Regions from separate parts of the Homo sapiens genome. Here all the other regions are linked to region 4. A link is a loop called in an ENCODE intact Hi-C map of the cell type or tissue named here. Cell type or tissue: K562. All regions are shown on one strand. Each heading gives the region's core, and the rest is flanking DNA. Links, peaks and the distances in the headings are about the cores only.

What was found. Hi-C counts contacts between places; a loop is a spot of excess contacts. Peaks named below come from ENCODE experiments on the same cell type or tissue, not always from the same donor. Only the 100,000 strongest peaks of a DNase experiment are listed, where the experiment ranks them.
Region 1: a loop joins it to region 4, with 4 times the contacts of the local background. A loop is called at or near these places in 33 of 110 quality-filtered maps.
Region 2: it touches region 4 in a loop (2.7-fold over the local background); 6 of 110 quality-filtered maps call a loop at or near these places.
Region 3: a loop joins it to region 4, with 10 times the contacts of the local background. A loop is called at or near these places in 42 of 110 quality-filtered maps.
Region 5: it touches region 4 in a loop (2.7-fold over the local background); 12 of 110 quality-filtered maps call a loop at or near these places.

What each region holds. Positions count from the first base shown.
Region 1 is chr6:25,717,355-25,723,447 of GRCh38, reverse strand. No RefSeq gene overlaps it. Among named protein-coding and RNA genes, the nearest start is that of H2AC1, 6.2 kb to the left of the region's middle. In K562, for the core only: CTCF peaks have their summits at 2,840 and 5,107 (motif pointing right); DNase peaks (open chromatin) are centred at 2,837 and 5,107; H3K27me3 peaks cover 186 bases.
Region 2 is chr6:25,939,813-25,945,905 of GRCh38, reverse strand. No RefSeq gene overlaps it. Among named protein-coding and RNA genes, the nearest start is that of SLC17A2, 12 kb to the right of the region's middle. RefSeq lists an enhancer at 237-296. In K562, for the core only: a CTCF peak has its summit at 3,169 (motif pointing right); a DNase peak (open chromatin) is centred at 3,165.
Region 3 is chr6:25,785,490-25,791,582 of GRCh38, reverse strand. All of the region lies in intron 12 of SLC17A1 (solute carrier family 17 member 1), which reads left to right. Among named protein-coding and RNA genes, the nearest start is that of SLC17A4, 34 kb to the right of the region's middle. In K562, for the core only: a CTCF peak has its summit at 2,843 (motif pointing left); a DNase peak (open chromatin) is centred at 2,852.
Region 4 is chr6:25,989,194-25,995,286 of GRCh38, reverse strand. It overlaps TRIM38 (tripartite motif containing 38), which reads right to left. Exons shown (of 8, transcript NM_006355.5): 8 at 4,056-6,093. It overlaps LINC02980 (long intergenic non-protein coding RNA 2980), which reads right to left and starts at 2,620. Exons shown (of 3, transcript NR_186645.1): 1 at 2,369-2,620. RefSeq lists an enhancer at 2,302-2,511 and a silencer at 2,502-2,811. In K562, for the core only: CTCF peaks have their summits at 1,876 and 2,609 (motif pointing right); DNase peaks (open chromatin) are centred at 2,306, 2,656 and 3,316; H3K4me3 peaks cover 1,951 bases.
Region 5 is chr6:25,887,119-25,893,211 of GRCh38, reverse strand. No RefSeq gene overlaps it. Among named protein-coding and RNA genes, the nearest start is that of SLC17A3, 16 kb to the right of the region's middle. In K562, for the core only: a CTCF peak has its summit at 2,559 (motif pointing right); a DNase peak (open chromatin) is centred at 2,551.

The DNA.
Region 1 (6,093 bases), core at 378-5,377, 270 kb after region 4:
AATTGCTAAAAGTTGTTAATTAAAAATAAATATTGGCTATTAACAATAAAACTTCAGCAGCAACTGAGACAAATATATGCCACTTTTTTCCCTTTACTTTTTTTTTTTTTTGGGTGGGGAGGGCAGGGACGGAGTTTTGTTCTTATCACCCAGGCTGGAGTGCAATGGCACCATCTCAGCTCACTGCAACCTCCGCCTCCCGGCTTCAAGCGATTCTCCTGCCTCAGCCTCCTGAGTAGCTGGGATTACAGGCGCCTGCCACCACACCCAGCGAATTTTTTTTTTTTTTTTGTATTGTTAGTAGAGTCAGCGTTTTGCCATGTTCAGCAGGCTGGTCTCGAACTCCTGACCTCAGGTGATCCGCCCGACTCGGCCTTCCAAAGTGCTGGGATTACAGGCATGAGCCACCATGCTCAGCCTCCTTTTACTTTTTATGATAAATCACGTTGAAGGAATTCAGAACACACCATTTCAAAATATGTCACTCTGACATATTGACTATTTGGAGATAGACACTTGAAAAACAGCAGATGCACATACACTCTGACCTTCCTTTTGTTTCTTAAAAGCAGGAGATGAAAGATGCCCTCCCTATACCAGAAGGAAAGTATCATTCTCATCAAGGACAGAAAATTAAGGCCAAGGAAAATCTGTACAAATAAACCTTGTTACACCAACCCTTACCTCTCTAGTCACTTCTCCACCTAATTAATTACTCTAACCCAAGCCCCTTTGCTGTCACATTTTCACAACTTACTTCACTTTGTCAGATTCTTCACATAAGCATTCCATTCTTTGTCTTCGGGTCTTCATTTCCTACTCCTGTGCCACGTAAAACTTCCATTCAATAAATTTATATGCTTTTCTCCTGTTGACCTCTCATGTCAATTTAATTCTCAAACCCAACCAAAATATCCTGAGGGTAGAAGTAAAGTTTTGCTTCCTCCACTACAATGTTATGGATTTCTCATCAGAAATCACAGAAGTCATGGAACGATAGAATAACACCTTCTAAGTTCTAAAGCAAAATACCTTTCAATTTAAAATTCTGTGCTCAGATGAACTCTTTTTTGTGTAAGGGTGAAATAATTTTTGGACAAAGATTGGAAAGTTTTGCCACTCAGATTCATACTAGAAGAATTAATGCTAAAGAATGTACTGAAATAAAAAGACTGAACTCAGAAGAAAGACTGAGATGCAATAAGCAATAATATTGCCAAAGGAAGAGGTAAAAGTATAAATCTATCTAAATAAATACACTAGTTGTAAAAAAAAAAAAACCTACAATAATACTAGAATATTAAAAAAAAAAACCAAAAACACTGGAGAGTAGTTACAGAAGATGAAAGGGGCTGAAACAAATTAAAGCATGTTGATGTCCTTGTACTGTTTATAAGGAGGACAGACATACTGATTGTTATATTTTCTTAAGTCAGGTTTATATTTTATGATATTAAATGTAACCACTAAAATAATAAAATTAATGTAGACTAGAAAGAAGGTAATAGCAAAAAAAAAAAATAGTCCAGTGGAAAGCAGGAAATCAGAAAGGACTGGCATGACAAATTAGAATGCAAAGTCAAACATTAGAAATGAGTCCAAATATCAAAATGAAGTTTAACCGATTAAATTTGCCATTTAAAAGACAGTATTTGACTAGGAGTAAAACACAGCTATACCTTGGTTATAAAATACCTAAAATTTATTGGCACAGAAGAACATTTAGAAGAAAAGGAGTGGAAAAATTACATTCCAGACAAAACTGTCCCCCAAAAAAATTATTTTGCAAAATTAATGGCAGAGATAATATTTAATGAAAAAGTAATTTGAAAATTAAAAGCGGAAAATATAGGTAGATACACTATTTCTCATTGTGTTAACACCCCAAAACACAGCTTTATAGAAAACAAACAGCAGAAATGTATGACAAAGAATACATTCACAATTATAGTGTATATTTTAATATGTCTGTCTTGGAAAAAGGTAATCACCCCTACCACATATTGGAATGTTAAAAACACACTAAAGCATAATTCATGAGTTTAATAGCAAAACCATAAACCTCTTACTGTGTCTCTGTCAGTCTACCAGTATGCCTCTGTTTCTATCTGTCTCTAAAATGTATGTTATTAATTGTCATCTATATGCTTAAGTGTCCCAAAGAAACCTGAGTCCTCTACCCTAAACTTTATTTTTTTAAAAAATATTATTATATTTTTTTTTGAGAGACGGAGTTTCTCTCTGTCGCCCAGGCTGGATTGCAGCCACACTATCTTGGCTCACTGCAATTTCCGCCTCCTGGATTCACGCGATTCTCTTGCCTCAGCTTCCCAAGTAGCTGGGACTATAGGCTTGTGCCACTACGCCTAGCTTTTGTATTTTTAGTAGAGACAGGGTTTCACTATGTGTTGGTGAGGCTGATCTCCAACCCTGACCTCAGGTGATCCGCCCACCTCGGTCTCCCAAAGTGCTGGGATTACAGGCATGAGCCACCGCGCCCGGCCTCTTCCCTAAACTTTAGAGTCATAGATTTATGATATTGAGAGTTTACGAAGTATCAGGCACAGTTCTAATCGTTTTACTATTATAAATAATGCTGAAACAAACATCTACATGCATACGGTGTTTTCTTTCTCCTGCAGTGTCTCTTTGATAGATATTTCCAGCATTGGAGAAACAGTGCTGTACACATCAGATGAGATCCTGTCCTCCTGGAGCCGAAGTTCCTTATTCTTACTCACCACCCACATACCCCCCATCATCAAGTCTTACATACATAAGGACTTCTCTCCCTTTGCCATTTCTCCGATTAACATCTCTCAACTGCTCCCCCTAGCTGTCTCACCAGGCTCTTACCACACTCTCCTATGCTGTGGTCATAACCAATCTACTTGCAGTTCCTTGAACCCATTGCACTTTAATTCACCTGTGTCTTTATGAGTTGTGTAACTTTTCTAGAATGTTCTTGCCGTTCTTCGTTTAATTAGTTTCTATGCGTCCTTCAAGGATACGTTTATACATTACATCATTTGTGAAGCTTTCCTTGACGATTCCCCCCCTCCCATCTTAGAGTCATTTAGATGTCCTTCTGGTGACCTTGTTGCACATTCTAGTTAAAGGTGTTAATGTTTATGCCTGTCTCTTCTACTAAAATACAAAGCTTTGTATATTTATAAAACTATAAAGCTTTTTATGAGAATGTTTTAATTGTTGAGCCAAATTTTGCAGTGCCTAAAACACAGAAGACACCAATTAATGACTGGTTGAATACATAAATTAAAACACTTTTTTCTGAGTTCCAGCTGCTTACTTTTTAGTATTTAAGTGATAATAGTAAAATAGAAAATTGAGAGTGGAAAGGTCATCAATCATTTCCCATTTTGACATATTTATTCTTATTTTTGTATTTTTTCCACCAACCTTTATGCTTATAGAGAACATTTTTCTCTTTCAATATCATGTTTTTTGAAATATATCATAACATTAGATTTTTAAGTGGTTATGTAATTTTATAATTCTTATTTTTAAATTCTCAATTTCAATAGCTGCATCAAGACATATACTGAGCACTTTGTACCACACATTTTTTTCTAAATGTGTTATGCACTTGATCTTGTTTAATCCTCAAAACAATCCTATAGCTAGGTACTACTATTATACCCACCTTACCAATGAAGAGATTCAACTTCTTTGGAGCAACAGAACTAGCACTGGAGCCAGCATTTCAACCCAGATAGTCTGACTCTAAAGCCCACCTTAACTGCAACTATACTAAAGTGGTTGTACCATAATTTAGTTAAATATACCATCTTTCATTGTTTGGGATATTTTGGGGGGAATTTTTTTTTCTTTTTTCGAGACGGAGTCTCACTCTGTCACCCAGGCTGGAGTCTAGTGGCACAACATCCCCCTCACTGCAACCTCTGCCTCCCAGGTTCAAATGATTCTCCTGCCTCAGCCTCGCGAGTAGCTGAAATTACAGGCACGTGATGATTCACCTGCCTCAGCCTCCTAAAGTGCTGGGATTACAGGCATGAGCCACCAGGCCAGGCCAAGCTGATCACTGTTAACTACTTAGGCTGTTTCCAATATTTTATTATTGCAATCAATGCTGTAATGAACATCTATGCAAAAATAGCTTTAACTCCTTCTGAAGTATTTGTTTAAACCATTCCTAGATATGGGATGATTAGGTCAAAGAATACACAAGATTTTATGCCTTTTTCTGCATATTGTTACTATTCCAGATTATTGCACCAGAAGGCCAGTAGCAAAGCATGACTGTTTCAATTTTATTTTGCCCTCACATAATTTGGTGTTATTTAAAGAAAAATTTGTTTAGTTGGTAGAGTACAGCATTACCACATTATTTTGGTTTGCACTTCTTTTCATCAAAGTGAGACTGAACATTTCCATATATATATATACACACACATCTATCATACATATATATGTGTGTGTGTGTATATATATATACACACACACATCTATCATACATTGCTTATCAACAGGGATACACATTCTAAGAAATTTATCATTAGCCGATTTCGTTGTATTAACATCAGAGTGTACTTACACATACTTAGATGGTAGAGCCTGCTACACACCTAGGCTATAGGGTATAGCCTATTTCTCCTGGGTTTCTGTACAGCATGTTACTGTGGTGAACACTGTGGGTAACTGTAACATAATAGTAAGTATTTGAATATCTAAACATAGAAAAGGTACAGTAAATATATAGTGTTATAATATATGGGACCACCGTTATATATGTGGTCTGGCATTGAGCAAAACATTGTTATGTGGCTCATGACTGTATATGTTTGTTTTTGCCAGTTACTCCCATATTCTCAAATGTCTCTTTGGGTCCATAAAAAATAATTTGAACAACAAATTCAAATTAGTTGTTTTGTAACATTATAAAACTTAAGTTACATTAGGCCCTTAAATATAATATTTGCAAAATCTGAATAAAACAATTTTATAATGCAATCAATGAGAGCCAGCTGAATTTTTTAAACTGCCTCTTAGAGAAAGCTCTCATTAATTTGAAATGCGGTCACACATGAGCTCCTTTAAAGTCAAATATAATCAAAGCTAACACCAGGGGGAGCCCAGTAGTCATTCCATGTGAAAATATATCTGACTTTTAATACATTTCTGAAGTGACACTGGAGAAAATTTACAGTGAAATTATGAATACTGCATTTAATAGTCCTACGGAGAAAAAATAGAAATCGGTGCTTAAAATATACATTCAGACTTCAACCTTTTAGTAAACTGAAAAAGACATGAGAATGATGATTATGTGAACAACAGTTGTAGAACACCCACGAATGCCTGTACAGATCTTGTTTCCGTTGTTATTTCTGCCTCCTGTCAGCATAGGAATCTGACAGGCCTACTTCAGAATCTAGCTCTGCTACATCTAAGCTGAGAGTTCTTGAACCAGTTACATAATCTGTGCCTCAGTCTGTTCAGCTGTACATGGTAATACCTACCTCACAGGGTTATTGTGAAGATCAAACTGAGATCACATCAATAAAGCATCCAGCACATAGCCCAGGCTCAGATATGTTAGTTCATTTCTTCCTCTAAAGCAGTGATTCTCAACCAAGGTTGATTTTGCTACCAATGGTCATTCAGCAATGTTGGGAAGCATTTTTGGTTGTCACAACTGGTGGTGGGTCCGGCATCTCATAGTCAAGGCCAGGGATGCTACTAAACATCTTACATAGGACAACTCCCCAAAAAGAAAAATTATCTGCCCCCAAATGCTAAAAGTGCCAGGGTTGAGAAATCTTTATCTATCTAGAGAAATCTAATATCATCGTTAATACTCCTTTGCTGAGAGCCTATTCTATGTTGGATTCAATTTGAGTTTCTGGAAATACCATGAAATACAAAGATCTTGCCATGCAGGGGATTACCGTCTAATAGTGGAACTATGGCTTATCACAGTCTGCGAGTTTGGGGATGGGAAAGAGTGAGGAAAGTTCAGAGAATATCCCTTTTTCAGTTTAGAGTAAGCACCTTCAGCACCTCCACTTCTGTGAGCAAAAGGTTGCAGAGCACCCTGGGTGCCCTTTTGGC
Region 2 (6,093 bases), core at 424-5,423, 49 kb after region 4:
GAAACTCCCGTTTTTAAAACCATCAGATCTCGTGAGACTCATTCACTATCATAAGAACAGCATAGGAAAGACCCGGCCCATAATTCAGTCACCTCCCACTGGGTTCCTCCCAGGACACATGGGAATTGTGGGAGTTACAATTCAAGATGAGATTTGGGTAGGGACACAGCCAAACCATATAAATAACTAATCATCAGGGAAATGCAAATCAAAACCACAATAAGGTATCATCTCACCCCAGTTAGAATGGCTATTGTCAAAAAAACAAAAAATAACAAATGCTGGTGAGGATGTACAGAAGAGGGGACTCTTATGTCCCACTGGTGGAAATGTCAATTAGCATAGCCATTATGCAAAATAGTATGGAAGTGAGGTAGGTTACATAGGGTGGTCACAGCCTCCCTTGAAAGGAAACAAGAAACTTGTCAAATTGATGGAGAGAACAAATCTCTTGACATTACACAAACTGCATCTGGGGCTAGTGGTTAGAATATCCTCAGTCAAGGAGGTAGAAGAGCAGGAGGGAAAATCCCTAAGTTCGTGCAAGTGCAGAAACCCACAAGCTGTGTTCTCAGGTTGACATATACTCATTTTAATAGTAAGAAACACACCCTTGGGTAGAGAATTAAAATGCTAATAATACATGTGATGTATGTACTAGCGTGTATGGCAATATTGCATGCACATTCAAGAGACCACCCAAAACATATTTAACAACAATGCCCATTCCCACCCCCTCATGGATAATCACGTAGGACTCCCATAACGGGAGTTTCTTCAGTGTCAATTGGTGCTGAAGTAGCCGACCCTGACTCTGCTATCAGCGTGTACTTTCACCTTGCAATAAACTCCTTTGCCTACTTTTACTTTGGACTGGCTTTCAAATTCTTTTGTGCAGGGAATTCAAGAATCTGAACCAGCCTACTGACAACAGAGGTTTCTCAGAAACCTAAAAATAGATCTACCAGATGAGGCTGAAAATCTGCTACTGGCTATTTATCCAAAGGGAAGGAAATCAGTATACAAAGAGACACCTACATCCCCATGTTTATTGCGTCACTCTTCACAAGAGCTGATATATAGAGTCAACCCTAAATGTTCATTAACAGACAAATGGATAGAAAATGTGGCATATATACACAATGAAATACTATTTGGCCATGAGAAGAATGCAATCTTGTCATTTGTGGCAACGTAGATGAAACTGGAGAACATTATGTTAAGTAAGATAAGCTAGGATTGGAAAGATAAATACTACATGTTATCACTCATATGTGAAAGTAGAGAAAAATTTTTAGCTCATGGATTTAGAGAACAGAACTGTGGGTACCGGAAGCTGGGAAGGGTAGCAAGGAGGGGAGGATAGGGAGAGGTTGGTTAATGGTGACAAAATTACAGCTAGATTGTAGAAATGAGTTCCGGTGTTCTGCACCATTGTAGGGTGCATATGGTTAACTCTCATTTATTGTATATTTTCAAAAAGCTAGAAAAGAATTTTGAATACTCACAACAAAATAAATGATAAATGTTTAAGGTGATGGATATACTAATTACTCTGATTTGATTATTACACATTGTGTACACATATAAAAATATCACTCTTTATCCCGTATATATGTACAGTTATTATATGTCAACTAAAAATAAAAGAAAAAAAGAATATGATCTATCATGATGTATATATCATGTGTACTTGAGCAAAATGTGCATGCAGATATTGTGTATAATGTTCTATAAATCAATTAGCTCAAGATAATAGATAGGATTGTTCAGATCTTCTGTGTCTTTACTGATATTTTGTCTAGTTATTGCATCATTACCAAAAAAAGGGTGTTAAACTCTCCAAATGTGATTGTAGAATTGTCTATTTTGTCTTTTCTTTTCCATTTTTACTTTATGTATTTTGAAACTCTGTTATGACATTTTGCTATGTATTTTAAAACTTCGTTATGTATTTTGAAACTCTGTTGTTAGAATCATACATTTATGATTATTATGTTTTCTTGATGAAATGACACTTTTCTATTGTCATTGTTTTTGTTTTTTCTGAAATGGAGTCTCACTCTGTTGCCCAGGCTGGAGTACAGTGGCACAATCTTGGTTCACTGCAACCTCCACCTCCTGGGTTCAAGCGAGTCTCCTGACTCAGCCTCCAAGTAGCTGGGATTACAGGCATGTGCCAGCATGCCAAACTAATTTTGTATTTTTATTAGAGACAGAGTTTCACCACGTTGGCCAGGCTGGTCTCGAACCTCTGACCTCAGGTGATCCGCCCACCTCGGCATTTTTATTTTATTTTATTTTTTTGAGACAGAGTCTCACTCTGTCACCCAGGGTAGAATGCGGTGGTGTGATCTTGGCTCACTGCAACCTCCGCCTCCTGGGTTCAAGCAATTCCCATGCCTCAGCCTCCCGAGTAGCTGGGATTACAGGCACATACCACCATGACTGGCTAATTTTTGTATTTTTAGTAGAGATGGGGTTTTTCTATGTTGGCCAGGCTGGCAACTGACTCCTTTAACAATACAAAATATCACTCTGTCTCTGGTAACACTCTCTGTCTTAAACTCTATTTTAGCTGTTATTATTATAGCCATTTTAGTCTTTTTATGCTTTCTGTTTGCATAGTGTATATATTTTAATATGTTTATTCTCAAGTTATCTGTGTTTTTATATTTAAGATGTTTCTCTTCTAGCCAACGTGTTTGGTTCTTGCATTTTTAAGTCGATTCTAACAATCTTTGCCTTTCAATTGAAATATTTACACCATTAACATCTAACATTAACATTTATTTTTCTTTCCACAGTACACTGGCTAGCATCTCCCATATAATATTGAACATAAAGTGTGATAACTGACATCCTTATTTCATTCCTACTCTGAGTGGAAAGGGCAGGGGTGGAGAAAGCATTCAACAATTTGCCATAATTATAATGCTTTTTGTTACACTGTTTTCTTCTGCATTAAAAAATATCATTACATTTTGCATGAATTATTAGGAGAAAATATTTTCCAATTTTCCTGGAAAATGCCATAACCACGTCTCTCAATTTTGTTTCCATCTTTCTTCCACATTTTACATAACCTACATAAGAGACACATTATCAAGTATATTTTACATGGCTTCTCAGTGTCTTCTCTGTCTGCTAACAGGTTTACCAAGAGATGGCACTCTTGTATTTCTGGTGGCTATGTCCATATCGTTTTGCCTTTAAGACAGCGTAACTACTTCTTTCACCAGTATTAAAGACATGTACATTTGATCTGGTTCTTGTGGATGATTTTAAATGACTCAAGCTAATAATCCTAATTTTACCTAAACACTCCATTATTTTAAAATGTATTCCTTTATGCCCACAATAAACATTTATTGACATTAGGCTGGACATTAGGCTTCTCTATGGCAGACATTAGGCTGGACCCTAGCCATATATCTATTGAGGGAAAAAAAATTATTTTCTATATAAGTTTCCAGAAAGCCAAGATGTGTTTTAAAAACAAAACAAAACATTACATTCTAAATGCTGTAACAAGATAAGAAAAAGTGTTGAGGCTGAGAGAAGAACAAAGCAGCAAGCAACTCCTGGAAGGACCACTGCTGCAGAGGTAATAACTGGTGAACCATGTTTTGGAGAAGGAAAAGGTCACCAAGAGAAGGAGGGGGTCCAGGGTGTTCAGAAAGATTGCATGCATAAAGATCAAGGGTAATAAAAAAAATTCCGTATTATGTAAATGTGAAGTTCCAGGACCATGAGCTTGGAGAGCATGAAGTACAGGAGGAGGGTTGGTTTCAAATAAATCTGGGAATGAAACAGTGAAGCCTCTGGCAGAACTCACATCTCTTTCCTCCCCTCTTCCTTGCACATTCCCTTTATGGAGTAATTGCAGGGATGGGAAAAGTTCAAAACCACCACTGAGCCTAGGAAGTGCTAGGGTAAAGTGGAGAATGAACCTGCGTGATTTGCTCATCCTAAACTAGGTTCTTCTAGGAGAGCCCTTCCCCATAAAATCTGCCCTCCTCGAAGGGGCCCAGACAGCCTAAGCTCACCTCCCAAAGACCCCTTACTTGCTGACTGAATCTGATTCCACCCAGACATGGCCTAAAACCCTTCCATAACTCTATAGCCAAATTCAATTTTAGACAGGCCTCATACCAACCTTTCTTCCTCTAAGTCTGCCACCCTAGGCAATTCTCAACATTCTCTACACACTTTGGGGCCATAGACGTGCTACCAAGTCTCCAGACCTAGACCTGATGGAGCAGTGCTGTAATGAGACGACCACTGGCCTTTGAACCAGACCCTTCTCTGTGGCTCCTATGCATCTCCAACCTGTTTTGAGCACTGCTGCCAAGACATCTTTGGCACTTTGTTGTGAAGTTTTAAAACTGAACTAATCTACAAAACACCTAACCTTTAAAAATTCATTGTCATTTCATATCATGAAAGATAAAGAAAGGCCAGGAAACTGTTCCAGGTTAATAGAGACTAAAGAGATAGCAACCAAATGCAATTTGTGATCCTGGATTGAGGGGAAAAAGTGTTGTCAGAGACATGATTGGGACAGCTGGTAAAATTTGAATTTGAATTTAAAGATAAAGTATTGAGTAATATAGGAAGATGATTATCTGCAACTTTCAAATGTTTCAGTAAGTATATATATATATAAAGAGATATAAAGACATATAAATAAATGGATAGGTAGAGAAAAAGCAAATGTATAATATTAACAATCTAGGTAAAAAGTATATGAGTGTTCTTTGTACTGTTTTTCTGATTTTTCTATATGTTTGAAATCATTTTAAAATAAGAAGGTTTTTGGGTTTTTTTTGTTTGTTTTTTGTTTTTAGAGACAGCATCTTATTCTGTCACCAGGCTGTAGCTCAGTGGCCCAATCATTGCTCACTGCAGCCTCAACTTCCTGGGCTCCAGTAATTCCCCCTACCTCAGGCTCATGAGTAGCTGGTACTTCAGGTGTGCACCACTGCACTCAGCTAATTTTTATTTTTTAAATTTTTGTAGAGATGGCATGTTGCTATGTCACCCAGGCTAGTCTCAAACTCCTGCCCCCAAGTGATCCTCCCACTTTGGCCTCCCAAAGTGCTAGAATTATAGGCATGAGCCACTGCACCCAGCCCCAAATAAAAAAGTATTTTATTTTAATTAACTAATTAACTTTGAGTCAGAGTTTCACCCTTGTCACCCAGGCTGGAGTGCAATGGCATGATGTTGGCTCACTGCAAACTCTGCCTCCTGTGTTTAAGCGATTCTCTTGCCTCAGACTCCTGAGTAGCTGAGATTACAGGTGCCTGCCACCATGCCCAGCTAATTTTTATATTTTTAGTAGAGACGGGGTTTCAGCATGTTGGTCAAGCTTGTCTCAAACTCCTGACCTCAGGTGATCCACCCACCTCCGCCTCCGAAAGTGTTGATGAGCCACCACACCCGGTCTAAAAAGTATTTTAAAACCACAGTCCCACTCTACCTTGTCCTACACTACCAGGGGCTAGGATCACCCCATGTCTTCTAGGCTATGAGATAGAGGAATCCAAGGAAGAAGATAAGCTACTTGGTTCCTCTATAGGGTCTTGTGTGTGCTCTCATGTGCTCTCTCTCTCTCTCTCTCTCTCACACACACACACACACACACACACACACACATGAATACCAGAGCTATCACTTTCCCAGTCTAGTACTCATCTCATCCCAAGGGTTTTGTGTTGTAGTGGTTTGCTCATTTCTTTGTTTTGTTTGTTTGCTTGGATTATTCTTTTTCTCTTTTTGCAGCTGAAGGGAGAATTTCCAGGCCAGCCCTTTGGCCATTAGAGTTACAGTGCCTCTATTCAGGCTTCATAGAGAGACCTGGGATTCAGTAGTGGGGGGCTTTTATCCAGTTCAAAATAATGCATTCTCACCAAGATGTACTTTGAAATAAAACAATACTAAAACACAAAATTTTATTTATGCTGAACATTGAATCACTTTTTTCTGTATTTTGTGTAGAAAGTTATACACACACAAACACATTTGCTCCTGCTTTGTTTATTGGCCCAGGGGTATGTTTGGTAATACTTCATCAGGCATGAGTAGTAC
Region 3 (6,093 bases), core at 722-5,721, 200 kb after region 4:
GTGAAGATTTGGGTTCATTTTCCTAGTGTTTGAATTTTACCACCATTGTTTTTTAAAAAATAATTTGCGTTTTCCTCTCTGACTTAAAATACCAACTTTTAGTAAAAGGAATCTCTGTATATTTATGTCTATTTCTGGGCTTAATATTTAGTTTTAGTTTAATATCTATTACTAGACCTATTTTACAACATATTCAGTGGTCTAAATTTTAATATTTGTAAATATCAGGCAGGTCAAAAAAAACATCATTTTCACTTTTGAAAATATTATTTTCTAGTATCAGCTGTTTATTCTTCCAGGAAAGTTTATAATCAGTGGACCTTATTTAAAAAGACCTGTAGCAGTGTTTTTAGAGTTGCACTGAATTGCAATAAATCCAATGGGGAGAAATTGGTAGTTATAACAGTACTCAATGTCAATATTCAATATCAATAGTACTCAATAATACTGATATAAGAACATGATAAGACTTCCATTGCTGAACTTGGCTTCAGGTTTTCCTCAGTCAAGTATTAGTTTGCTTCCTGCATTTCCTATGCATTTCTTACAAAACTTAAGGTTGTTATCTTATATTTTCTGAATCTGATTTTTATTCATTGTATTTTCAGGAATATTGGAAAGATATCATTTGAATATATTTAATTTTTTAACTGAAAAAACTATTGCTAAGCTATCTTGTTGGTTTCGTTTTGAATAATAGATTCTTGTGTTTTCGGGTAGATGATCCTCATCATTTGCAAATAATAACAATAATAATGGGCTAATATTGGGATTCCTTTATTCTTTATGGCTTTAATTGCACAGCCTCTAGGCATATTCTTAAACAATAAATTGGCTGTTAATTTAAAATAGGCATTTAATTATGTCAATGAATTGTCTTTTTGTTCTTTTTTAGATTGAAAATCAAAAACCAAGAATAGAAATTGAGTTTTGTTAAATGTGTTTGTAGCTTCTATTCAGATGATTGCATATTTTTCTTTGTTGTGATTTATTAATAAAATATACTTTTAATATTAAAATCAGACTTCCATTCCTGATATTAAAACTTTTTAGATCAAAGAAAGTTAATATTACAAGGAACTTGGGATTAGTTTGAAGGGGCAATGGAGCATCATATTTAGTTCTGAACTTCTTAGTATCAAAAATAAAATAGAAAATGCAATTAAAAAATAAAATAGAAGCTCTTTGTCTAATAAAAATATATCAACAACATTGCTTTGAGGGAAGCAAAACTTTCCTGGGACTGAATTCTTCGAGTGAATAATGTTGTGGACGGAACATAAATAGGGGTAAGAGCTTCTCCACCGTCTTCCAGACCCATGGATCTGGGCTTCATTAATCTATTGGGGTATTAAATCAGATGTTTACCAAATACCCGGATGGAGTATTGTTAACATTATAACCATTGAGTTGAACAAAGATGACTTAAGGGATGTAATCAAAATGCAATTCTATTTTTTATCTCCTACCTTCCCTATTTGTTTAACTTGAAAAAAATCTCAAGGTACAGGAAAGTTTTTAAGAGTAGTACAAAGAGCTTTTTTTCCTTAACCATTTGAGGGTAAGTTGCTAGCATGATGCCCTCACCATCATCTCCACACCACTCACACACTTTAGGGTATCCTGCAAACAAGGACATTTTTCTACTTAACCACAAAACAACCGTCAACATCAGGTAACTAATGCTGATACATTTCTACCATGTAATTCTGGGACCTCATTCACATTTCATCAATTGTATCAGTGATATTCTTTTCGGCCAAAAGATTCACTTCAGAATTTCATGTTGCATTTAGTTGCCATGTCTCTTTAGTTTCTTTAACTCTAGAATTGTTCTTAGTCTTTCCTTGACTTTGATGACATGATTAGAGAGTGCAGGCTAGTTATTTTGTAGAAGTTCCCCAGTGTGGGTTTCTTTGATGTTTTCACATGATTAAATTCAGGTTAGGGATACCACAAAGATGTCCCTGTGTTCTTCTCAGGTCATTATACCGGAGTCATATGATGCTGATATGTACCATTTCTGGCTCTTCATTTGATTAAGGTGGGGCCTATCAGGTTTTGCCTCTGCAAAGTTACTCCTTCTCCCATTGAAATCAACAGGTAGTTTGTTAATTTGGAACTATGTAAATATTTACATACTTTGGAACTATGTAAATATTTACATACTTTGGAACTATGTAAATATTTCATCCTACATCAGACTTTCAATTTATTCACTTATTTATTTTAGTAAAGCTCATAATTTTGTTTTATTTAGTGATTTATAATATATTACTATTTTTGTTTACTTTGATGCTCAATTTGTCTCAATTTTGGCCAGTTGGAGGTTCTTCATCATTCTTTGAGCACTTTCTTACTTTGTGGCACAAAACAAAATTCCAGAGTCATCTTGAGTTTTTCCCTGACCAAGCCCTGAAATCAGTCCTCACTCTAATAAGCTCTGGTTCCTCTTAATGTTTGAGAATTGTATTTAGAAACCAAGATCTCAGTGGTAGATGTGTTCATGGCTTCTGGGGCCTCTGCCCTCAGGTTTGCTAGGTAGACAAAGTTAGGGACTATATGTGTATACATACATATCTATCTACCTACCTACCTACCTACCTACCTATCTTTCTATTCATATCCATGAATTTACACCAGTACTTCCATCCATTCCAGTCCAATACAAAGTTTCTTCAAGTTTTCTACTTTTCCATATTTTTAACTTTCTTTTCCAGCAGTGAGCTCCTATTAGGATTAATGTTTGTATTTACTTTGTCAATCCCCTTGTGTGCCACCATCATCCCATTTCCAGACATCCTTCTCATTCTTTTCCCAGGCCTACACCCCTCACTCTGATGCCCCCTTGTGGATGCTCTCCTTTCCTGCCCATGCTCTGATTCCCTGACACAGGCCACACCTCCTGGACCTTCCTCATCTCTTGGACACGGACATCTTTGCTAAGTTGCACAACTTTGCCTAGAAGCTTTCCTCAACCCACTTCAGTGGGCGAGGCTGTCACCCAGCTCAGACACCCTCTGCACCTGGTCAGGCTTCAGCATCCTATGCCAGGCTGTCCTCCTGCATGAACACAATCCTCGCCCTGCACAGGCTCTAACACCTCTCACTGGGCCACTGTGGCTCCCCACACCGTGTCCTGCTGGAGCATCCCCAGGTTAGCCATTAAGCAAAATAAGCTTGTGTTTAGGGCACCAAGAAAAGAGGGCACCACAGAGCTTTCCCCCAGCTGTCATGCCCTTAAGTCTTTCACTGGTCATATGATGTTAGTAACATTTTTTGTAATTGTCTTTATTTGCTGTTTAGATTTAATCTAAAATTTTTTCAAATGTGCTCTTTGGCATGGTGAGTGACTAAAGTTTAAAAGTTTGATTTGAAGGTGATATCAGATATAACATTTGTTTCTGTCTCATGCTCTGAGGGTTTTTGCCTCCCTGAAAGCTGGCTGTGTCTGGCTAGCATTTAACTCGTCAGCTGATTTGTTTAAGGAACACTTAAGCTCTTTATGTTAAGAAATGGAAGGGCCAAGGGTGTTACAGAACCACCAGATTCATATTCCCACTACTCAGTAACAAACTAATGCACTCAGCACATAGGTTTTGCAGCAGAGAAAGAATTTAATGAATACAGGGTGACCAAGCAAGAAGACTGGGCGAATCCTCAGAGGGATCTCCATTTCCAGAGGAAACTCCTTTTCCCCCAAGGACTCTTGTGCTGGGATTTTTAAGGGAGTCTTGGAGGGCAAGGGCTAGAAAACTGAGGTTACTGAGTGGTCAGGGTAAGGGGGATGAAGCCATCAGGATGTATTCTTTGGTGAGCCAGCTCACTGTGGGGTCCTGTAGACCAACTGACACAGTAGTTTCACAGATAGGCAGGACCTGAAAGAATAACTCAAATAGAAAACTTAACGTTTCACAATGCTTAAGTTGTTATCTGCAGAGCAGCTAAGGGAAACTGTAATCTTTTGACAAGGTCTACGTGATTTTGAGGCAGCAGGCAACAAACAACTATGAGAAAGCAGGAGAGAATAAGCTGACTTCATGATTAGTGCTGGATGTGCTGCAAGCTTGGTTATTTTCATTTCTCCCCCTCCCTTCTTCTCTGATTAATTTTGTAAAGTTTATAGGGATGGTTTCAAGGTGGCAACATGGTTGGTCTGCGTTTAGGGCATCATTGTTCTTAATCTGGCCCTGCAGTGAGGCAGCCTACCTTGCTTATTATTTCCCTACCCTATCCCAATAACTTTTTTTTTTTTTAAAGTAGAGATGGGGTTTAGCTATGTTTCCCAGGCTGGTCTTGACTCCTGGGCTCAAGTGATGCGTCCACCTTGGCCTCCTAAAGTGCTGGAATTTCAGATGTGAGCCACTGCACCTGGCCTCCAATAACTTTTGAACAAATTCAGAAAATTAAGTGAGGATGCAAAGGGTTTACCTTTTCCCTTCAAACCTGCTCAGTGAAGAAAGAATTTTAAATCTAGGTTATCCCACCCCCACTATACCCCACACTCTTATTTATTTATTTATTTATTTATTTATTTATTTCCTTGTTAAGCCCTCTTAGGTAGTAAAAAGTACTGTGGTCACTTTAAATAGCAAGCATACATTCCCAGTTAGATAACTGAAAATATTTATTTAAATATGGAATTTAGCTAGTCAAATGTCATACACATACAAGACTCCTTCCCTGTGTCTCCAGCTGGGACAAAGCTGCAGGCGGACCTTCTCCTTCAGGGAGAGGGGTGTGAGCACTTTCTTCTGTCTGGCTTTTCTCCTCATCCGCTAGGATGCTGACCCCACCTCTGACCCCTCCTGAGGTGTGACCAGGAGAGAAAGGAGGGGAAGCAGGCATGGAAATTTCTGGCTTGTTTGGCCCCATTGTCAGTTGCCCACATGCTCCCTGGGCCAGTAGGTGTTGAAAGCAGACCCTTTTCTTCATGCATAAGAGGCTGACAAGGCAGGAAATGCACTTGGTTTTTCCAGCTGCCCATCTCCTTGGCATCACAGATCCACTCCACACAAATCTCCCTTTGTGGATATCCCTTCTCCCTTCTAGGTGGTCCCTTGGGCCTGGCTATCAGTCCTCTGTGACCTGCATCTAATCCATGGGAAACACGCATGTAGCCTCTGGTCCAACAAAATGGAGAGGTCTTGTCCACTTCAAATGCAGTGGTCAGTGTCTTTCTGCCTTGTTCCTCGGGTGGAAAATCAGAGCCCCTCACTCCCAGATTCCTCAGGAAAGCCAACAGCTGACCCATGGGCCCACCCAAACACAGACTAGGCTCTAAGCAACCATTGATATAATTTGTCTATATTGATTTGCCTATTCTGTACATTTCATGTAAATGAAATTACATAATATGTCTGTGACTGACCTGTTTCACTTGACATGTTTTCAAAGTTCACTCATGTCGTAGCACGTAGCAATACTTCCTTCTTTTTTTGTGGCCCAGTAGTATTCGACTGTATGGCTATGCTACATTTTGTTTATACATTAATCCACTGAGGAGCATTTGAGTTGTTTACACCTTTTGGCTGCTGTGAATAGACCACTATGTGCATTTGTGTGTACAAGTTTTTATGTGAAGATATGTTTCAATTTTGTGGGGTATATACCTACAAGTGGAGTTGCTGGTCATGTGGTAATTCTAGGTTTAACGTTTTGAGGGACTGCCAAACTCTTCTCCACAGCATCAGACTATTTTACATTCTCACCAGCAATGTAGAATTCCAATTCTCCATATCCTCATCAACACTTGTTATGTTTCTTTTTTTTTCAGTAGCCATCTCAGTGAATGTGAAGTGGCATCTCATTATGGTTTTGATTTGCTTTTCTCTAATAAGTAATTATGTTGAACATCTTCTCATGTGCTTATTGGCTATTCTTCTGTTTTTTTACAGAAATATATATATTCAGTGTGTTTGCCCACATTTTAATTATTTGTCTTTTGATGTTGGGTTATAAGAGTGTATTGGATATTCTAAATACTAGACTGATAAGAATCAGATATGTGATTTGCAAATTGTTTCTCCCGTTTTATAGGTTGTCTTTTTTTACTTTCTTGTTAATGTCCTTTGATGCAAAGTTTGAAGCAAA
Region 4 (6,093 bases), core at 409-5,408:
GGAGTTTGAGACCAGCCCATCCAACATGGTGAAACCCCATCTCTACTAAAAAATTAGCTGGGCATGGTCACGGGCGCCTGTAATCCCAGCTACTCGGAAGGCTGAGGCAAGAGAATCACTTGAACCGAAGAGGCGGAGGTTGCAGTGAGCCAAGACCATGCCATTGCACTTCAGCCTGGGCAACAAGATGGAAACTCCATCTCAAAAAAAAAAAAAATTGCAATATATCTATATCTTGGAATATTATAAAGCAATAAAAGGGAATAAACTACTGATATATACACAAAATGGATGAATCTCAAAAATGTGAAGGAAAATAAAAAATACATATGATATAAATTCCATTCATATGAAATTTTAGGAATGGGAAAACTAAGCTGTAATTATGGAAAGTACATCAGTGGCTGCCTGGGGCCAAGAGGATGGAAGAGGCGGCACAGGTGATACTACAAATGGAAACTATCTAGGTTGACGGAAGTGTTCTGTAACTTGATTACAGTAGTAACTGTTTGGGTATATAAAACGCATCAAATTGTATAATTAATACAGGTGTATTTTACTGTGTATAAATTATTCCTCAATAAAGTTGATTTTTCATTAAATATATTATTTGCTAAAATGAGGAGAGACAACTATTATCTTAAAATAGTTAAGCACAATAAAAATACTACAATCAACTCATTATATATGGAAATTAAAGGAGAAAAATAGTGGTATGATTAATTAAAATAAAAAGAAAACCTTCTAAATTTTATCTTAGCTCATAGTTGTAAAAGCTGCCATCCCTAACCAAGGCCACCCTTGACCCTTTCTCATGTTCCATCTTTCTGTTTGTTTCATAGTTTATGTCTCACCAAAATCTATCAGATAAACGTATTCATATGAAGATTTAAATATATTACATGTTAAGCCTTAGCGAATACTTCAATATCTAAAGAAGGTACAAACAAAACAAAAATCAACACTTAGTTATAAGAGATTACATACTCTCCAGGGAAGACCTGAAGACTAGCCCCTTTCTGGATCCCACTAGCCCCTCATCCCACTCCAAGCCCTCCCCTCCAATCCCATATGCACTGGGCATTCATACAAATAAGACCATCAGCTCTGGATATCTGTACTGATTGATGCTCCTGCTAACTACCTGAATGATTGCGATGTAAGGACAGCACTGCCTGAATCCTATTTATCTCTCGCTATGCCATAGCGGCCTTCCATGCTGATGGCGTGTTTGAGGATCCAGAGGGGTCTTTGGTTGGCAGGATTGTTTTATTTCCCCAAGAGGAGAGCCTTGATGCAAAAATAGGTGAAGAAATCAGTACAACAAAACAGAAAGCCTAGAAACTACTATGAACACAATAGAGCAGAAGTAGCCTTAAGAGTTGGTGGAGAAAGGATGGTCTATTCAATTACCTGGGCTGAGAAACTGGCTTTCATATGGAATAAAAATAAAATTATAGCTATACCCCATATCATACACAAAAGTTTCTACATCTAACAAAGACACAGATAGAAAATGTTTTAAAATTTTAGAAGAAAATAGTGCAGAATTTTAGTGCAGAATTTCTTAGACTAGATGCAAAAACAAAAATGATTAAAGTGGCCAGGCACGGTGGCTTATGCCTGTAATCTCAGCACTCTGGGAGGCCGAGGTAGGTGGATTAGTGGAGGTCATGATTTCGAGACCAGCCTGGACAACATAGTGAAACCCCATCTCTACTAAAATACAAAAATTGGTAGGGTGTGGTGGCTCACGCTTTTAATCCCAGCTACTTGGGAGTCTGAGGCAGGAGAATCACTTGAACCTGGGAGGCAGAGGTTGCAGTGAGGGGAGATGGCGCCACTGCACTCCAGCCTGAGCAACACAGCGAGACTCTGTCTCAAAAAAATCTAAAAATAAAAAGATTATTTTTAAAAGACTATTTTAAACAAAAAAAATCGTTTAAATGATATGACACACTACATCTAATATTTGGAAAAGTACTTCTTAATACTTTTAATAAAAAGAGGCGCTGAGAGCATACAACCTATCCTCAGAAGAGTGTTTGACCTCTAGGAGGGACGCAAGCGCGTTCTTCCTTCATTTTAACTGGTCATTTTCATTTATTTCAGGAACATCTGAAGTAAACACAGTCACACGTTAACCTTTAAAAATCTAGGAGGTGCGTACGCATAGTTCCATTACTTCAATTTTTGTACTTTTGCATTTTAAAATATCACAGGGAAGCTCGGTACAGCTTCAAGGCTAGGAGGGGTGGCTCTCTCTTAAGCCCTGTCCCCGCCAGCCCCAGACCTCTCGTCCCGCCCCCATTGCCCAGTCCCCACCCTCACTTCCCCATTTCCCCACTCCCGCGGTCTCTTAACGCACCTCGTTTTTCGTCCAGTGGACTCAGACCTGTAGTCTTCCACCAGGATCGGCTCCTTTCCCGGAGCTCTCGCTCTTAGAGGAAATTGAGAGAAGCATCAGCGGAGACCCATCTGTGGCTCTCCAGAGGGCGCGGCATTCAGACCCCAGATCCAGCTGTGAGAACGGACCCCAGGCTCACACCAGGCCTGCGGGAGGCGGCCCACCAGAGGCGCTAGAAAACAAGCCTCGCGGGGAGGCGCGCAGGGCGACTGCAAGCTGTAGGGGGCGCTGGCGCCCTCACAGGCCAGGGGCAGGGCCGGCGCTGCGGGCGGGGCTCCTGCGGCGTGAGGGGCGGCCCCAGGCCAGCAGCTGCGCCCTGGCTGGGAGCCGGGGAGCATTTGCTGCTCTGCTGGACCCTGAGTCTGGCGGCGGGCGGCCTCCTCTCCGCTCCCCGCCCGCCATCCCCCAACTCCCGATCTCTCTGCTGCGTCTGGCCTCAGGCTGAGACCCCAACGAATCATTCCCCGCATGGGAACATTTTATGATATAACTGAATTCAGTTTTATGTATAACTGAATTACGGATATGAGAATCTCAAATGAGGACGAATGGTTTTTACGCACAAAACATGAGACACAAATCTGTAAGAAATATAAAGTCGTGACCACGTCCTTTCAGAACTTTAACCTGTTTGCTGAAGTACGTCAGTAACAATGGCAGGGAAAGGGTATCTTAAATTTCACCACAGCCTCAAAGAGGCCATTTCGTGGATCCGCTGAGGCTTGGAGTCGGCCTTCTGACCACGAGTCCTGCGGCTATGAAAGAGGAAGCCGCGGTTCAGGGCGTCCTCGCGAGTCGTGCAGCCCGCCCTGCTCCAGCTGGGGACACCGGTGGTCACGGCGCTTTCCAGCTGCAGATCCAGGCGGCAGCCCAAGATTTGGTCCAGCCGCCAAGGGGTGGCTCGAGTGACTGACGGGCCTTGAACGCTCCCAGGACCCACATCTGGAGAGGGAGGTGGGGGTGGGGTGCTGAAGTCATTCTTGGGGCCCCTGGGGGCGGGCATGGACCTGGGTAAGGCCAGAGAAATTGACACCTCGTGACATCCCTGGAAGAGAAGTACGTTCAGTGTCACTCCAGAGCTGAAACCGCCTTCTGGCTGGTCCCTCCTCACCTACATACTTTTCTAATTTGTCTGGAGCAGGCCGGGCATCTGTATTATCTGGTTATTTAAATATCTGGTTATTTAAAAGCTCTCCATTAAATTCACATACACGAAAATAAAAATTAAAAAAAATTTTAAAAAAAAGAAACAAAAGCTCTCTAATGACCAAGTCCTACACGATAGTGAATAAATTTTTTTGTGTGGTCCCTAAAATTGAGTTCATGCCTTTTCTGAAGTAATAGACGCCCAGAGAAGGGATCGACTTACCCATCATGCCACAGAGATTAATTGGCCCCAGAATTCTTTAGCAGACCGTGTATATGAACGTCCTTTGCAATCATATAAATTAACTGGGAAAACCTCATTTAGTATGTTACATGCCTAGCGTTTTGTGCCTGAACACCTTACAAGAACCAGGGACTATTGCCCCAATATTATATTTCAGGAAAGGAAGGCCCAGACAAATGGTGTCACTGGTCCACTTTCACCCAGTTGGTAAATGAAACCAGAAATTATAGCTGTACCACAGAAAGGTGAAAACGTTTCTTTTATAATTTCACATACAATCTTTAATGGACCCAGTGTCCAACACATTAAAGCAAGTGCTCAGGAGTGACATCAAGATGTAAAAAATAGTCCTGTCCTCAGGGAGTTTAGGTCTTGGAGAAAAGAGACCCAAGGAGACACAAGACAAAGGGGAAAGAGAAGGAGCGCTGAAGACTGAGGACCCTGCCTGTGGACTGAAGTGAGGATGGGGACACCCGATGCCCGGAATATGACAGTTTGGAGGGGCCTGAAGGACTCTTCTATTCTCTATCAGAAAAACAGAATTACTCTCCTAACCAGAAAAGGTATTTCAATTTATATTTTCCATCACAGCACTTTTCTGGTGATAATTTAATGTGTTTTAAAAAATGTATCACAGTGATGGCCTGGTGTGAAATAAATAATAAAATTTTAAGAATTAAAAAATATAAAAATCTTTTATATAGACATTAGGAGTTACAAGGATAACTGTGAATTATAATTAGTAATTAAATTGAAATACTGATTATTTTCATTTTTATTTAATTATTTAATAAAACCTATTTAACATTTAATATTTATCAGTAATTAAATCTAATTGTTAATATTTATTATTATAAATTATTTTAGAATTAAAAATAAGTGTAGAAGCGAGGCATGGTGGCTCAAGCCTGTAATCCCAACACTTTGGGAGGCTAAGGTGGGAGGATTGCTTGAGCCCAGTAGTTCAAGACCAGCCTGGGCAACATGGAGAAACCCTGTCTCAATACAAAAAAATGAGCCATGTGTGGTGGTGCGTGCCTGTAGTCCCAGCCATTCTGGAGGCTGAGGTGGGAGGATGACTTGAGCCTAGGCAGTCAAGGCTGCAGTGAGCCCTGATCTTGCCACTGCACTCCAGTCTGGGCAACAGAGCAAGACCCTGTGTCAATATACATATGGACAAACTTAAAATTTAAAATGAAAGCATACTACTGATACAGAATTGAGTAGAGATGCAAAGCTAGTCCTATAACCAGAACAATAAAGATAAAAAGGAGAGTGGAAGAAGGTATGTCATGAATTTCATGATAAATGGCAATTGCAAATATCCTGTAGCAGAACAAAACAACAAAACTGTAGATAAAACATATCCAACCCTTTGGAAGGCCAAGGAGGGAGGATTGTTTGAGCCCAGAAGTTGGAGACCAGCCTGGGCAACATAGTGAGACCCTGTATCTAAAAAGGAAGAAAGAAAAAAAAAAAAAGGATGATAAAGTAGACAATATTGAAAGCCATTTTCTGCAAATACATAGTGAATTTGATCAGTAATTTTCTTCCAACAGTGCAAAAATGAATAGATATTAGTTGCCTGAAATAAAAATCAAATATCCAACAAAAAATATTGACTATCTAATAGTATCTAAGCTAGTAAATTTGGCCAGTTATAAAATGTCTTAAATTTTTATTTAAAAAAAGAAAACCATATTTATAAGAAGAGGTGATAAAGAGAAATTATTTCAGTTATGAAGATTTTGTTAGAAAACTATGAGAAAAAAACTATTTTTTGTTTTCAAAAAGTGAAAGATTAAGTTACCAAACAGTTGCTAAAGAATACCAGATGGCTGAGCGTGGTGACTTATGCCTGTAATCCCAGTACTTTGGAAGGCCAAGGCAGGAGGATCATTTTAGGCCTGGAGTTCGAGACCAGCCTGGGCACTGTAGCAAGACCCGTCTCTATTAAAAAAAAAAAAAAAAAAAAAAAAGAATACAAGACCTTGCTAACAATAGCAAAGATCAATTAATTCAAAATTTGAAAAACTGTAATTTATTTAGCTTTAGAGTACTCTCGTGATATGAGATTGCCAAATTAATACTTTGGGTGCATTTCTTTTCTCAAAGGACTTGCAAATTTACAAAGAAGTGTTGAAGAAAAGCCACACATTGGCAGGTAATGTTTGCAAAAGACAGATCTGATGAAGAACAATATTTTTAGAATATACAAAGAATACTTAAAACTCAACAGTAAGAAAATAACCTGATTTAAAGCAGGCCAATGACCTGAACATCTGTTCACCAAAGA
Region 5 (6,093 bases), core at 603-5,602, 100 kb after region 4:
GGCCTTCACCAGACACCAATCCTGCCAGCACATTCATCTTGGACTTCCAGCCTCCAGAACTGTGATAAATAAATTTCTTTTATTCATAAATTATACAGTCTGTGATATTTTGTTATAGCAGCATGAAAGGGACTAAGACAATGGTTAAAGATAGGCATGGCTAGTCTTACTGAAGAGGAGATTGGAGGCACATCAAAGCATTCCTGACTTCATCTTCATTGGCCCACTTCTCCTATATTTGCCTTTGCTGCTATGAATCTATTTGAGGGCAGAAAGATGGCTTCTTTCCCTTCAAGTCTTTTTTATTATTATCTTATAATTTTTCTAAAATTGGTCATGACTGCTACTTCCAAGGTCATCCTACACAATAGAAATAGAGGTAACTGACTATTATATTTCCTATCCTGAATTACATTCAGCTACATTGTCAAGTCAAAACCAACTCTTATCACACAATGTCCATCATGTATCACCCTACTTTAAAAAACATCATGCCAACAACTCAAGAGAATAAAACATATTTTTTTCTAGTTACATGTACCAATCTAATGTCCTTCTTTATTTGACATTACAGTTAAAATTTCCTCAATGAGTCTCTTTTCCCCCTTGTCACTCTGCATAAAGCCAGGATGCACAAAAAGCCATAGCTGCAGTGGCAGGTAAACTAGAAAACATATGTTTATTGGGACTGGGAGACAAGATAGGTTTTCTCTGTTAGCCCATGTTGAGAGTGCATAAATACCAGTTTGTACTTGCTTTGTTTTAGGATTCAAATGTACAATATGTACATGACCTGGAAAGCCATGAAATGAACACAAAAATAGTTAGTTTGGTGATACTTAGCAGAAACAAACAGAAATCATCTCAAAAGTGTTAATCGCTAAATTCCTAGCCATTAGAGCACCCTCAAGTAAATTTCCATTTACTATGTTCTCACCATCAGAAATTATAAAGCAAATGTGGAAACAATCTACCATGAGTTAAGGAAATTCAAATAGCCATCCTCATATTTTCAGATAAGTGAACACAAGAAGAAATAATAGAAATGATGACTATAATAGCAAAAAGAGTGAATAGGAATAGACCAAACAGTTATGCATGAGATGTGTAAAGAAACCTGATAATTACTGTCACTGAAGAAAACCAAAACCTTAACATGTGAGTTAAGTAGTAAATTAGAATAGCTGAACTCATGAACTGGAAACACTGGTTTAGACAGCTCAAAAGTAAGGCAGTGATATAATGATGACAACAAGGATCGAAGCTCGCTCTACTTTTTGATCCACCAATGATTTGTACACAGATATTTTCTTCCCCTCTCTTGAGGAAGGATTATATTTCCCTTCTTCATTAATATCAAAATTGTTTATGTGGTTTAATTTGACTACTGTAATTTGAGCCAAAATGATGTGTCATTTCCAGTCAAAAACTTTTTCAATGCTCTCTCTTTTCTGTCATGAGACTTATTATGTTCTAGATGGAAGCTGTCCTATCAATCCAGTGCTATTGTGAAGATGATGTGGAACAGAGCAACAGCTGTCCATTGCATATGTAGAATGAAGGAGGTTCTTGTAAACTATTGAGATTTGGGGGATTATTTGCTACTGCAGCATAACCTACCCTGTTCTGACTGGTTTAAAAAAAATTAGTACTGGAAGTCAAATGCTACCACAAGAGAAACAAACGAACAAACAAAAGTCCAAAATGCGTGTAGTGTTGGTTTCAGGACTTATCAGGAGGCAAAGGAAAAAAAATTTTGGAGGCTAGAAGCATAACCTTTGAAATACATTAAACTTTTGCCCAAAGCAACTTGGAAAGCTGATAATATATCTAATGAGCTTCTTGCTTTGGGTGAAGTGGTTGAGATATTGGCTGTTAGTAGTGTGCCTTTGTTACTATTGGTTGCATTTGACAAAGTTCTCCAAAAATATAGGAGGCCCAAAAATAATTGGCCAGTTTCAGAATATCTAGACTTTTAGGTTTGGAAGAAAAAAACTTCATCTCAATTGAGAAATGACTTAAGAAACAAAAAACTTGTTAAAAGTCATTCTCATGACAAGAACTAAAGTCAAAACAATGAGGTTGTTCATGTTTGTTGTTCAAACCTCTGAATTAAGATAGTATCTAGTAAATACTTTTGATTCAATAAAATGGCTCAGAAAAATGAGACAAAGAACATGGCTTTCCCATGGGAATCTGATAGGCTTGAAGTGCCCAAAATTAAGTCGAGAGAAAGATTTGAAGAGAGAAGAGCACATCTTCAAATTAATTGGGAAGGGAGGGGTGGCAAGTAAAGTTAGCATGCAAAGTTGGTTGTAAGCAAGGCAATGTAAAGGGCCTTGAGAGTTGTACAAATCAGTCTGGACTAAAGGAGACCATAACTTCAGGACTCAAAAAATATATTGGTTTACCCTGGTATACCAATTTTTAAATTTTATTTATTTTCAATTTTTTTGGCAGAAGATGGACAGTGAAAGATGCTCAGTTCCTAAGGAGGGGCATATCCAATGTCCTCTTCAAATGTGGCCAAAAGGAATAATGGAAAAGAAAAGATTCCCCAGAAGGTGGAGCCAAAGGCCATGGAAAACAACGAGCTGTTCTGAGGGTGAAGAACTATGGACTAAGCAAGGAATCAGTCAGTACACATCCAGTGTAGAAAAACTTTACAATATCTGCCCTGGATGATTTCATAATTTCCTCCAACAAGTGAGTATTTTCTGTTTCCTATTTTTGTAGCTATCCTATTCCTGTTCCACTGTTGTACATGCGGTTGTGCGGTAGAGTAGAGGTGGGGCAGACGTCATTTTATTGGTTTCAGAACAAAAGGACCCAAATCCAGACTTACGCAGAGATTGTCATGAGATCCTGCACTTCAGTGCTGATGCTGTGACTGGATAGGACTTTTGGGTTTTCTTTCTTGGAGTGGGAGAGGGGCACCCATTGAATATATTTTGTGTGTGGAAAGGAGCATGAACTGAATATTTGTGATCAGAAGTTTGGATTGTGATGAATTGTATTTTTAATTACAAATATCTCTGCCCTTCCTTCTGGGATGGTGATACTTTCCTAGGCAATTGGCATCAGGCATATCTATATGACTTACTTTGGTCAATAAAATGTGAATAGAAGTCACATGAGTCACATCCACAATAAACTTTTACCATCAGTTCATGGCTCACCAAATTATTTATTTTCTCTCCATAATGCAACCACCCATCTTCCACATAGAATCCACCTTACTGACCTAGATCTTGACAGGAAGATGACATGGAGAAGGGCTACAGCCAATCTCAATGAATGTAGTGTGAACAAGATATACATCTTTATTTTTGTAAGCCACTGAGATTTTCAGTTTATCTGTCACCTCTAGGCTAATACACCTATGCCAAGTCTTTTGACTTCCCTCCTCATTTTTTTGTTTCATAATCATTGGGTGCATATCCAGAGTTCACATCAACTCTCAAATCAGAAAATCCTTATGTGTTCCTGGCCAGAAATGTGCATCAAGACCACATTAGTTGCAAGGAGGCTTGAAAACTGAGTTTTTTGCTTTTAGAGCTCTTTTTAAAGTACATACAGGTGAATAAAGAAGTAGGGATCTTAAAATGGAGTTTGGCCCAGACAACAAAGAAGTGAAACATGCCACATTACCCTTGAAAACTAATTGGCTGTTACTTGTCTGCATCCAGTTTGTGCCCCATCCTCACTGAAATACAGTTCATACTGCATTATCTTCACTGCCCCCATGATTTTTTCATGGAGCAATGACAGGAGAATTATTTTAGTTTTTTGTTAAGGTAGTACTCCACCTCTGGTACCAATTTCTGAATGAGTCAGAGTAAGCTAGACTTTACAGTGTTAACAAGTAAACTGTACAAAATCTCAGAGGTTTAAGAAAGCAAATGTTTATTTCCTACTGGCATCACCATCTAATGCAGGCTGTTCAGTGGAGGCATAGAAGGTGACTTCAAAGGATGATGGGAATGAGCAGTCCAGTAGCTCAGGAAAAGAAAAATGGGTTTGTCAACATATAAGACTGTCTTTTCCACAAGAGGTAAAAGACACATAACAGTGCCTGCCACATTATTTAACAGCTTTGCTCCTCAGTTTCCTCATCTGTCATGTGGGATGATAATTGTTCTGGCCTCAGAGGATTGTTGGGAGAGTTAATAAATGAGTTAACATATGTAAAGCACTCTTAACAGGGTGTTCACCATATTAAATGCTATATGTTTTATATTATTGATTTCTTTCTTTGCTATTAACAATGTAGCAATGAATATTCTTGCATATACTTCAGCCCACACCAGTGCAAGTGTAACTACAGGTGAAAATCTCTTGGTTGAATTTGCGGGTCAAAAGTATCTGTGTTTAAATATTAATGGACACTTCTAAATTGCTCTTCACAGACGGCTGCAACAAATTACACATCTATCAATAATTTATTTCATTGCTCATTTCCTTATGTTCTAACAGTGTGTTATAAAACTTTTAGATTTCTGAAATCCAAATGGTGAAAATATTTTCTTTTACTATACATTAACTTAAGTGTCTTTCTGTGAGTTGTAAAATTTTTCAGTCTTTGTCTATATGTCTTTATTTTACTCCATCCTATAGTTGTAGTTTAGCAGTGCATAGAATTCTAGATTGAAAAATGTTTTGCCACAGCATTTTCAGGATATTTTTCCATTATTATGGCTTCTATTGTTGCTAATGATAAAAACTATAAATGGAATTCATGACACAAATTAAAGGAGAAAAGAACCATATGCATCTACTAGTTGCTAAATGGGTAGGTAGATGCTAATATTTTATACTTATTTTTAATTAAAGCCTGTTAGTAACATGGCAGAAATATATATCAAAGAAAAATGTGTATTATATCTGAGAAATTCAAGTCTACTATTATCACTATTTTAAATCATCACTTCAGACTATTATATAATGTATTTAGAGAAGAGGTTTAATTACTGAAACAAACAGAGTAAAATAATCATATGATTTGTGGAGGACAGTGGCTCTTCTATGGCACCCTGGCAACTTTGCAGATCTGCACATAGGCCACACAGGCAAGACTCAGTTGCACTCTGATCCATTATGGTAGAATGCCCTGTGATCCTCCCAGAATCCCCTGTATGGCAGAATTCCCTGTAATATATCATATTATAATTATAATTATATTATATTTATATGTGAAGAGGCAGTTTTGTGAGGAATTGTCACAAGGCCACTTATCATCAGCCTCCCCAACTAGATGGAAGTTACTTCTATTGTGGGAAGCTGCTGTGAGGTAGTTTCTCATCTATCACTTCTCTGGTTCCAGTGAGGCATAGGACTTTCTACATGTGCCCTTTGGGTAGACGCAGGCTATAAAATTGCATGGCTGTAGTGTGGAGTTGGCTCCTCAATGACAGAACAGCCCACCTCTTGTGTCATTTGTCATTTGGCCCTTCCAGTTTCATGTCTTCTTTTGGAACTAGTCAAACAGGGATGTAACATCATGTTGATTTTGTTTTTGCTATTTGCAAAAAAACTGTTTTTGCTATTATGCAAAACAGTTTTGCATAAACTGTGCTATGGACTGAATGTTTGTTCTCTCCTAATTCAGATATTGAAACCTCAACCTCAATTGTGATAGAATTAGGAGGTGAGGCTTTTGGGAGGTAAATAGGCCATGATAATGGAGAGCTCATGAATGGGATTAGCATCCTTATAAAACAAGAGAGAGCTTGCTTTCTCTCTCTTTTTCTGCTCTCTGCCATGTGGGGATACAGGGAGAAGACGGCCATTTGCAAGTCAGGAGGTGGGTCCTCAGCAGACAGTGGATCTCCTGGTGCCTTGATCTTGGATTTCTCAGCCTCTGGAACTGTGAGAAATACATTTCTATTTTTTAAGCCTATAGTAATTTTTCATGGCAGCCCAAACTGATTAAGACAAACTGTCTAACATTTGGATTCATTGTCTCCTTCCTGGCTAAATATGTAAAAATGTGGCAAGCTAGCCTAGCAGCTGCCCCTGTGCTGCTGCTTAGAAACTACTTACCTGCTTGACAGATTACTGTCTACCTGGAAAATCCTAGAGGAAAACCTGGAA